Regions from separate parts of the Homo sapiens genome. Here region 2 is linked to region 1. A link is an interaction called in ENCODE POLR2A ChIA-PET data of the cell type or tissue named here. Cell type or tissue: OCI-LY7. All regions are shown on one strand.

The links. ChIA-PET counts read pairs that join two places held together with the same protein. Peaks named below come from ENCODE experiments on the same cell type or tissue, not always from the same donor. Only the 100,000 strongest peaks of a DNase experiment are listed, where the experiment ranks them.
Region 2: POLR2A ChIA-PET joins it to region 1 with 14 read pairs; 2 of 35 experiments call an interaction of 5 or more read pairs at or near these places.

Annotation. Positions count from the first base shown.
Region 1 is chr20:43,511,372-43,516,371 of GRCh38, reverse strand. It overlaps L3MBTL1 (L3MBTL histone methyl-lysine binding protein 1), which reads right to left. Exons shown (of 22, transcript NM_001377303.1): 2 at 2,733-2,896; 3 at 2,311-2,534; 4 at 1,596-1,737; 5 at 1,213-1,363; 6 at 957-1,080; 7 at 195-279. The coding sequence starts at 2,868. Among named protein-coding and RNA genes, the nearest start is that of L3MBTL1, 6.2 kb to the right of the region's middle. RefSeq lists a silencer at 1,509-1,598. In OCI-LY7, a CTCF peak has its summit at 1,858; a DNase peak (open chromatin) is centred at 2,091; H3K4me3 peaks cover 2,788 bases; H3K27ac peaks cover 495 bases.
Region 2 is chr20:43,986,359-43,991,358 of GRCh38, reverse strand. The region is part of intron 2 of TOX2 (TOX high mobility group box family member 2); the gene reads right to left. Among named protein-coding and RNA genes, the nearest start is that of TOX2, 74 kb to the right of the region's middle. RefSeq lists a silencer at 2,782-2,861. In OCI-LY7, no CTCF peak of the experiment used is centred here; no DNase peak of the experiment used is centred here.

The DNA of each region.
Region 1 (5,000 bases):
CCAAGAAAATACATACACTAATACACAAACCCAAAATAGTCTCTCACTGTCTCTCTCTCTTTCACACACACTAACTCATGCTCATTTATGCATGTACAACCTACCATCACAATCATAACCCACATTCTCAGCCTCACACCTCCAAAGGTATATACACACCTCACACGAATATATATACACACAAGCCACCGTACCAGGCTGGCTGCTGCTCCACTCCTCACTCTCTGGGGTGCTAGCAGTGGGTTGTCCCTCTGGGTCCTTTCCTTCTTCTTGCTTCTCCTGTAGAAGGCAAGCCTGATCCCAGCTTCTTCTCCTCATGGTTTGGGATGAAGCCCTAGGGTCTGATCCTGGCCCCTACCTGGCTCTCTGGCCATGTGGTGTTCTGCCCCAAACAGGCAGAATTTCTTCTAGGCCGCCAGCAGGAGTGCAGCTCCAGCAGACATCCCCCTATCACTTGAGCACAGACTCACATGAGCATGCACATCCTAATTAAACAGCCTGACTACAACTCTCCTTATTATCTGGTAGAGAAACTGAGTACACAAAAACTTCCTTTGTGATGCTCTTACACGCCCAGTAGAATTCATGCTCTGTCCCTTCCAGCTTCTGCAGCTAGAGCCCTGGGTGTTCCCTGGCCTTTGGCCTAGGCACTGGACTCCAGTGATGGAGTTTTCCAGCTGCCTGCACATGTACTTTGGGTGCTAGTTCACCTGACTATGTCTTAACCTTGACACTAAACTGAGATGGGAGCTCTGGAAAATCAAGAGAGTGATTAATTCATTTCCCTTTAACCAGGTATAGGACCTAACTCAGGATGGGACCCCAAAATATGATGAGTGAGTCATTATGCGTGTCTTCTCTGGCCCAGCTCCATAATCTGGATTGATGGAGGGGACAGTGGGAATTGAGGCATAGGCTATAGCTTCCCCCTCCCTTCCCCACTGCCCTCTTCCTACCATGGCCTCTGGCTCCGACTCCTCCTCTGATGGGCTCTGGTATTCCCTGCGCTTCCTCTTCTTCATGGGTTTGAGGAGCTCAGAAGCGCTGGTAGAGCCTGAGGAGTTCTCCACTATGACTGACCTGAGGAAGGGCCAGCCTTAGGGAAAGAACCACCCGCCCTGCACCACCCAGCCCCTCTCCTAACCCCTGAACAGGAATGAGGCTTTGGGGGCTGAAGGTAGAGCAAGTAGGGCTGCGACCTCCTCCCCTTACCGCTCCTGGAACAGCTGAGGGCAGCCATCATTAGAGGAACCAAGATCTGGACCCGCGGCTTGGTGAGGCCCGCACGCCTGGCACTGACAGGTGCTATCATCCTCTGGGGGGTCCTGATTGGGATCTTCTGGAGGATTCTGGGGGTGGTCCTCTGCGGGGGCCAAATGGGCCTCAGGCCTCCCTCCCCATCGCAGCCACACTCAGGCTCCGCCCACGCCCCCTCAGGCCCTGCCTCCGCCTCGGTCCATCTCCGCATCGGATGGCCTCCTCCAGCCTTCTCCACCCCAGGACCACCCCGGGCCCCGCCCCCGAACCTTCTGGGGCTCAGGCCTCGCCCCACCCGCACAGGGCCCAGCTCAGGGCCTGGGGAGCGGGGCTCCTACCCGCCTGTTGGGGGCCCGCCTCGCCATCTCCCGCCGGGGCCCCGCCATCTTCGTATTCGGTCACGCCTTCCTGCCGCAGCTCGGGGCTCGGGGGCTGCTCCACTCCCGCCATGTTCAGCGGCTTATACTCGCTTATCCGGAACTGGAGCGCGGGAGGGTCTGAGGATTGCGACTCCCGTACGGGTCCTTGACCCATCTCGGAGTCGGTGCCATGGCCCTCTCTTCGCCTCATGCCAGCTCACGCCCTCAGCAGGCCTCAAGACTCCACGCCAGGGGGCCTCACTCCAAGCTACACCAGCCAAACCCTCACTCCAGGCTACGCCCCCAAGCACCTGCGGGGTCCAGTCCCAGGGTGCCCCACTCTAAGCCACGCCCCCAGGCTCCCACAGGCCCAGTCCCACGGTACCCCACTCTAAGCCACGCCCCCAAACTAACACAGGCCCACTCAGGGTGCCCCAGTCTAAGCCACGCCCCCAGACACCCACAGGCCCAGTCCCAGAGTGCCTCACTCCAAGCCACGCCCCCATAGTCCCCAGGGCCTAGGAGTGCTTCAACTCAAGCCACGCCCCGAGAGTCCCTCACTCAAAGCCCACCCCTAGGGCCCATCATCTGAGCCAGCTTCCCCCACTTCCGTCTCAGGTCCAGCCTCCGGGCCTGCAAGCCCCGCCCCATGGCTGCGGTTTACGAGGCTTAGCCAATCCCCACAGACACTGACCCGCAGGCCGCCCCCTGGGGGCGGGGCCGCGGCCTCTGTCCATTCCAGAAGCCGCACTGTGCTGGTGCTGGAGCTGGCCGGCCCGGCGCTAAGCTGCGGCAGGACGGTGGCAGAAACTGGTTCGCAGCCGGCCACTTGCTCCGGGGCACCCACATGGATTGGCTCCCGGGGAAAGCAAGACACATCCAGGGCACTGCTGGGCAGGCCGAGGGTGGCCGAACTGGCTGTAAACAGATATACAAATAGACACGACACAGGTGAGTCTAGTGGCCCTACCTCAATCCGGCCATGCATGTGTAGGCATGTGAAGGAAGGCAGGTGGAGGACAGTGAAAACGGTCATCCCCTCTCCAGGATCCACACTTGCTTGAGCAGGTACAGAGATGCTCTTCCTTCCCAGACTCCTACCCTAGCTTGACTCACCTGGAATGATGAAGGCAGTTGCGGGCAGGTGAGGACCAGAACCGGGGCTGTCTCCGGCCACCAAGTGCATGCTGACCTCCCCTGTGGAAGGCCCCTTCAGTGTCCTCAGCATCTCCATTTCAGCATGCCCCTCCATCCCAGCATGCCCCTCCATCCTGGCAGGCCTACAAGCCAAACATAGCCCCCAGGGTGATCAGGTGGGGACCTTTGTTACAGCAGCAATGGAGATGTGAAGGGATGGGGCTTCTTTGAGAAGCTAGCCACCTTCAAACCCGTGACCTGCAGAGAAAGGCCTCAGTCCTGTGGGGAGTAGGGTGTCTTCAGAGACCAGCATCAGGTCTGGCTCCTGTTCTGGCCAGGCCCTGCACCTCCCCAGTCTCTGTAAGGATGGTAAGGATGGGTAGGGTGGCATGTGTGAGGGTACTTTGTAAACTGTGATGTACAAAACTGACTCTGGGGAGCATGACTCAGGTCAAGGTTCTGTGTGGCCAGTTGTCTCCAGGACATAGCCCAGGCCACATCCAAACTCACCTTTTTCTTGACCCCACCTCTATCCCCACTGGAATCACTCCCTCCTCCCTCTGGGGATTCAGAGACCTCAAGTACCAGGTTTTCCTTCACCCATACAGGGTTCATCTTCCTGGGAGGTGGGATCTTTCCTGATCATGTTCTTTTATGGCCCTGTCCACCACTCCCTCCAACCCCAAGCACAGGGTGGGCACTCAAGCATCTGCTGAACAAATGTATGCATCTGAAGAGCAGAGACATAGTGTACGAAGACGCAGTCAAGTCAGTACGTGATTTTGTTTTAATAACGCAAAGGCAGTAGAAGCATTTCACAGAGTTCATTCAACAGGTAAAGACATAAAGAAAAAGACCTAGAGATACAAAGAATATACTTAATATCTATTTACTCAGCACCTAAAATGTACTGACCACTGTCCTACTTGCCTTACCAGCACTGTCCAGTAGAATTTTCTGTGATAATGAGAATGTCCAATACTTAAACTGTCCAACACCGTAGCCACTAGCCACATGTGGCTATTGAGCACTTGAAATGGGCTACTATGACTGAGGAACTGAATTTTTTATTTTATTTAATTTTAATTAAATTTAAATAGTGACCAGAAGGTAGGTACAGTGGTGCATGCCTGTAGTCCCAAGTTCTCTGGAGACTGACACGGGAGGATGGCTTGAGCCCAGGAGTTTGAGGCTAGCCTGGGCAACATAGCGAGACCCTGTCTCTGACAAGAAATAAGTAAATAAATAGCGACAGTAGCTATGACTATTGTATTGGACAGCACAGCTTTAGACGTATTAAAATTGGCCTGTCAGTGCTACCTCCAAAACACACTGAAGGTCTAACCACTTCTCTCCATCTCCATTGCTGCCATGCTAGTCCCAGCCAACATCAGCTCTCTTTGGACTTCTGAAATTGCCTTCTAACCCATCTCCCTGCTTCCTTTCCTGCACCCCTACAGTCTACTCTCCAGTCGAAAAAGCTTTAAAAACATAAACCAAATCACATAATTTCCCTATCTAAATTCTTCAGTGGCTCTCTATTGCCCTTACAGTAAAATCAAAGCACTTTGCCCTAGAAAATCTGACCTCTGCTTTTCCCTCTGGCCTCATCCTCCACCACTCTTCCCCTGTTCTCTCCACTCAACAGACTCTGGTTTCCTTCTATTGCTTGACCAACATTCCCACTCACAGCCTTTGCCCTTGCTGTTCCCTCCCTCTGGAATGCTCTTCCCCAAGCTCTCTGCTTGACTGGCTCCTTCCCATCCTCCAGGCCTTAACTCAATAGTCACCTCCTCAGAAGAGGTCTTTCTTTACCAATTTTTTTTTTTTTTTTTTTTGAGATGGAGTCTCGCTCTGTTGCCCAGGCTAGAGTGCAGTGGTGCCATCTCGGCTGACTGCAACCTCTGCCTCCCAGGTTCAAGCAATTCTCCTACCTCAGCCTCCTGACTAGGTGGGATTACAGGCACATACCACATAGCCTGGCTATTTTTTGTATTTTTAGTAGAGACGGGGTTTCACCATGTTGCCAGGCTGGACTGGAACTCCTGACCTCAGGTGATCCGCCCACCTCGGCCTCCCAAAGTGCTGGGTTTATAGGCGTGAGCCATCGAGTCCGGCCTGACCAAGGAATTTAAAGCAGCAGCACACCCCTCACCCCATCCCACCACTATCTGTCTCATTACTATTATATATTTCTTTCTTTCTCATCCTTCATTATAATCAATAGTGATCTTCAATTATTTATTT
Region 2 (5,000 bases), 470 kb before region 1:
TAATGGTCTGCTATGGCATTGGGCTCAGTGCTGCACCATCTTTCCTGCAAGCTCTAAGAAGTCAGCAAAGGTCTGAAGCAGCCCGCTCAGTGACGCTGTTCAGCATGAAATCATTCTAACTTGGCCCATCGGGGTCTCCTGGTTCCTTGTCCTTATCTTAGCATCTTCTCATGAAGATCTGAGCCCCTACCTCTGACAGGCTGTGTGACCTTGGACAAATCACTGACCCCTTTCTGGGCCTCAGTTACACCAACTGTAAAAAGAGGCAATTGGATCAAGGGATTTTAAAAATCAAATTCAATTCATGCCTGTGCTCCTTGTATGCAGGTACCCAGGCACACACAAGGCAGTGCTGATTTTAAAAGCAGCAAAAATGATGAGTAGGCTCTCTAGTTGTTTCTGTCTTAAAATAAGCTTCTGGAAAAATGATGTCTATTTGCAGCTTTTTTTTTCTTTCCCATTTCTACCTTCTGAAAATGACAGAAGTAGCATTGCCTAAAAATGTGCCACACGCCAGCTGCCTGTGGATGAAGGCACTTAAGTTCTCTGAGAATGGTCCTCATGAGTGCCCCGAGATCCCAGGACACCAGGCTGAGCAGTGAAGTCCCCTAGAGCACACTGCTCCATGGACACTGCCCTGCTCAGACCCTTCAGAACAGGGTCCCGGCCTCTGCTTGGCATCCAAGGCCTCCTGGACCAAGTCCTGCAACCTTGCCTGATACTAGCCACAGTGAACTCACTGTAGCCCCCAAACACTGCATTCTGTGGTATCACCTAGGTGTGCTGGCCCCTCTGCTCATGCCATTGTCCTCCCAGGTGACATTGAGAGGACTTCCACAATACCCTACTGCCTTCCCAGGTGGTGGCACCACAAATGGGGCCCAGTGATCTGGGCAGAATAGAGCAAGGCCTGCTCCTCTTGCAGCCTGGACCCCGTGCTCCTGTAACTATGCCCCAAACATCCCATCAGGGGGCTGCCACCCAGAGCTCATCCACTCCCCTAAAATGTAGTAAGCATCCACTCTGAACTAGGCTTGTGCTGCAACCTACGGAGTTACCAGTAAAATTTTTAAAAAATATATAGCTCAGCCCCCATAGTCACATTGTTCTGACCTGCTTTTCTATAGCTTTTTTCAAAAAATAGCAGAAACCATTTATATAGCACTTACCATGTGTAGAGGTATCCTTATCCTATGTACTTTTCATACATGAATTTGTTAATCTTCACAACAACTCTATGAGGCAGGTGTTATTATTATAATCATTTCACAGAGGAGCCACAGAGATGGGAAGCTTGCATAAAGCCACACAACTGGTAAGAAGGGATGGAGCCATGATTCCAACTCAATGGTTCAGTTCAGGGGAACTGAATCCGGCCAACAACCAATAGAGGGAACTTGGAAGTAAATCCCCCTTCAGTCAAGCCATCAGATGAGACCACAGCCTTGAGTATCACATTGAGCACAGCCTCCAAGAGATCTTAAGCCAGAGGCACCACATGAAGCCACACTTGATTCCTGGCATGCAGTAACTATGAGATGATTAATATATGCTGGGTGGGTTTTTTTTTTTTTTTTCTGAGACAGAGTCTTGCTCTGTTGCCCAGGCTGGAGTTCAGTGGCGTGATCTCGCCTCACTGTAACCTCCACCTCCCGGATTCAAGTGATTCTCCAGCCTCAGCCTCCTGAGTAGCTGGGATTACAGACACATGCCACCATGCCCAGCTAATTTTTGTATTTTTAGTAGAGATGGAGTTTCTCCATGTTGGCCAGGCTGGTCTCGAACTCCTGACCTCAAGTGACCCACCTGTCTGGGCCTCCCAAAGTGCTAGGATTACAGGCATGAGCCACTGTGCCTAGCCCTAATATATGCTGTTTTTAAAATTAAAAAGCCTAGCTCATGAATTGGCACTCTTAACGACTGTGTGATTCTGCTTCTTTATAAATAGAAGGGACTGGGCTCCCGCATGTGTGATGCTGAGCTTCCATGTTGATTCTGTCTTTATAGGCAGCTCCCGACTGCCTCCTCTCCCATTCTCTAACTGCTCCTCAGGGTAGGCATGTGCCTGTGCCCCACCAGCTTATGAACCCCCTCAGCATGGGCTAATTGCTTGCAGTGCTTGGGGAAGGCAAAGTACACTAGGCCAGCACTTCTCAATCTGTAATGTGCACACAAATCAAGTAGGGATCTGTTAAAATGAAGATTCTGATTTAGGAGACTCTAAATCAGATTCTGGGTGGGGACTGAGATGCTGCATGCCTAACAAGCTCCAGGGGATGCTGCATGTCCATGACCACACTGGGGATAGCACGGCCTGAATCATTAAAAGCACTTTGACTCAGACTAACTGTGGTTCAAATTCCAGTCCATCACATGCAGCTGGGAGTCCTTGACCTCTGAGAAGAGAGACTTACTCAAGGTCACATAATAAATTAGAGTTACCTGGAGCCACAACCAAAACCCAGTGTTCTCACTTCTAGTCCAGAGTCCCCAAACTGCAGATAAATCCACCCTCCTAAGTTCTGAGTCTGGACACATTTGAGTGTGTGTGTGTATATCCCTGTATGTGCCTACACCTGTGAATAAGTGTGTCAGATGTGCTTGTGAATGTGTCTAAACAGCATGTGTACCAGTAGGCTTGTGAGAGTTGTTCATCACCAGATATTAGCTCACCAGATACCAACTCCACTCCTACCCTGTGCCAGGTCCCTGCCCCCACGAAACCCACAGTCTAGGAGGAAAGCAGCCATTAAGCAAATAAACGGAAACTAAAATCTCATTTGTGTGTGCTTGTGCACATGTGAGAGTATTGCTCACACTAGCCCAAGAGTCAGGTGATTTATTATCTCCATTTCACTGCAGAAACTGAGGCAATGAGAGATTGAGTAACTTGCCCAGGAGCACACAGCAATGCTCAATGTGCCTTTCCATACACTGAGCATGCCTACAAGTTGTGTTTGTATTTGCTTATATTTGTGCATGAATGTGTCTGTACACAAGCATGTGTGTTGTCTGTGCCCAGAGAAACTTAGACATCTTCACATATTCCATTAACAAGATTTTCTGGCACCACAGCACAGCATCACAAAAACCACACATACACACACACACATATGCATGTGCTTTAAGTGTTGATGTTTCGGCCAGGTGCGGTGGCTCACGCCTGTAATCCCAGCACTTTGGGAGGCCGAGGCGGGCAGATCACGAGGTCAAGAGATCAAGACCATCTTGGCCAACATGGTAAAGCCCCGTCTCTAATAAAAATACAAAAATTAGCTGGGTGTGGTAGCATGTGCCTGTAATCCCCGCTACTCAGGAGGCTGAGGCAGGAGACTCACTTGAACCGGGGAGGTGGAGGTTGCAGTGAGCCAAGATTGTGATACTGCACTCCAGCCTGGCGACAGAGTGAGACACTGTCTCCAAAAAAAAAAAAAAAAAAAAAAAAAGATGTTGATATTTCAAACATTTCCTAAAACTCTGTCCACAAGGAAATAGAAGTGGAAGGCCAGAGCCTGCAGAGCTGAGCAGATCTGGGGAAGCCCGTGCCACCTGCTTCCCTGGGGCAAGCCACAGCCAGAGCAATTTCACAGCTCATCATCCATTATGAGGCTAAAATAATTCTTTCCCTCCCAGGAAGTTAAATACATTGTTCAAGCGGTAAAAGGCTCGCCCATCCATGCTCTCAGTGGGAATTTACTACCCTGGTGACCGGATTAACACAAGATACAAATGACCAAACCTGGCTAGGTTCCCTTCCCTGCCTGCCCTGTCTCTAAAAATTGAGATACTTGTAAAAATACAATGCCTTGATCTTTCTTTTTTTACACCTTATTGAAGCATAGAATACAACAGAAAAGTGCACAAATCATAAATGTACAGCTCAATGAATTTTCATAAAGTGAACAGATTTGTGTAAACAGCACTCAAAGGAAGGGAGAAAACCTTCCCAGCACCTCTGAAGCCCCTCAAAGCCCCTATAGTCACTCCCCACCCCCCTCTAGGGTAACTGCAATTCACATTCTATCTCCATTGATTAGTTTTGCCTGTTCATGTGCTGTATGTAAATGGCATTGTCTAGAATGTTCTGTCTTGTTGTCTGGTTTCTTTCACTCAACGTGTTTGTGAGACTCATCTGCTTGATGGCATGTGGTTACACATCATTCATTCTCATTGCTGCATAGTATTCCACTGTGTAAGAATATTTCAGAATCATGTATCCAGTCTACTCTTGATGGGCATTTGGATTGTTTTCAGTTTTGAGCTTTAATGAAAAACACTCCTATAAACTTTTTTTTAAGAAACAGTCTCACTCTGTCACCAAGGCTAGAGTGCAATGGAGCAAACATGGCTCATTGCAGCCTCAACCTCCAGGGCTCAAGTGATCGTCCCACCTTAGCCTCTCGAGTAGCTGGGACTACAGGTATGTACCAGCACACCTGGCTAATTATTTAATTTTTTAAAACAGGGGTCTCACTAAATTGCTCAGGCTGGTCTTGAACTCCTGGGCTCAAGCGATCCTCCCACCTCAGACTCCCAAAGTGCTAGGATTACAGGCATGAGCCACCACGCCTGGCCTGAACATACGAAGGCATTTGTGGAGTTGAATTACTGAGTCATAGAGACATATATTCAGCTTTAGATACTGCAAAATGGCATCTATGGTGGTACCAATTTACACAGCAGTGAGTGAGGGTACTGGTTCCTCCAGATCCTTCTCAACTTAGTCTTTTACATATTCTCCGTTTCGGTGGGAGTATACCATGTTAATAAATTTTAAAGCCGGGCACAGTGGCTCACACCTGTAATCCCAGCACTTTGGGAGGCTGGGGTGGGCAGATCACTTGAGGTCAGGAGTTCGAGACCAGCCTGGCCAACATGGAAAAACCCCATTTCTACTAAAAATACAAAAATTAGCTGGGCATGATGGCACATGCCTGTAATCCCAGCTACTCGGGAGGCTGAGACAGGAGAATCACTTGAACCCAGGAGGCGGAGGTTGC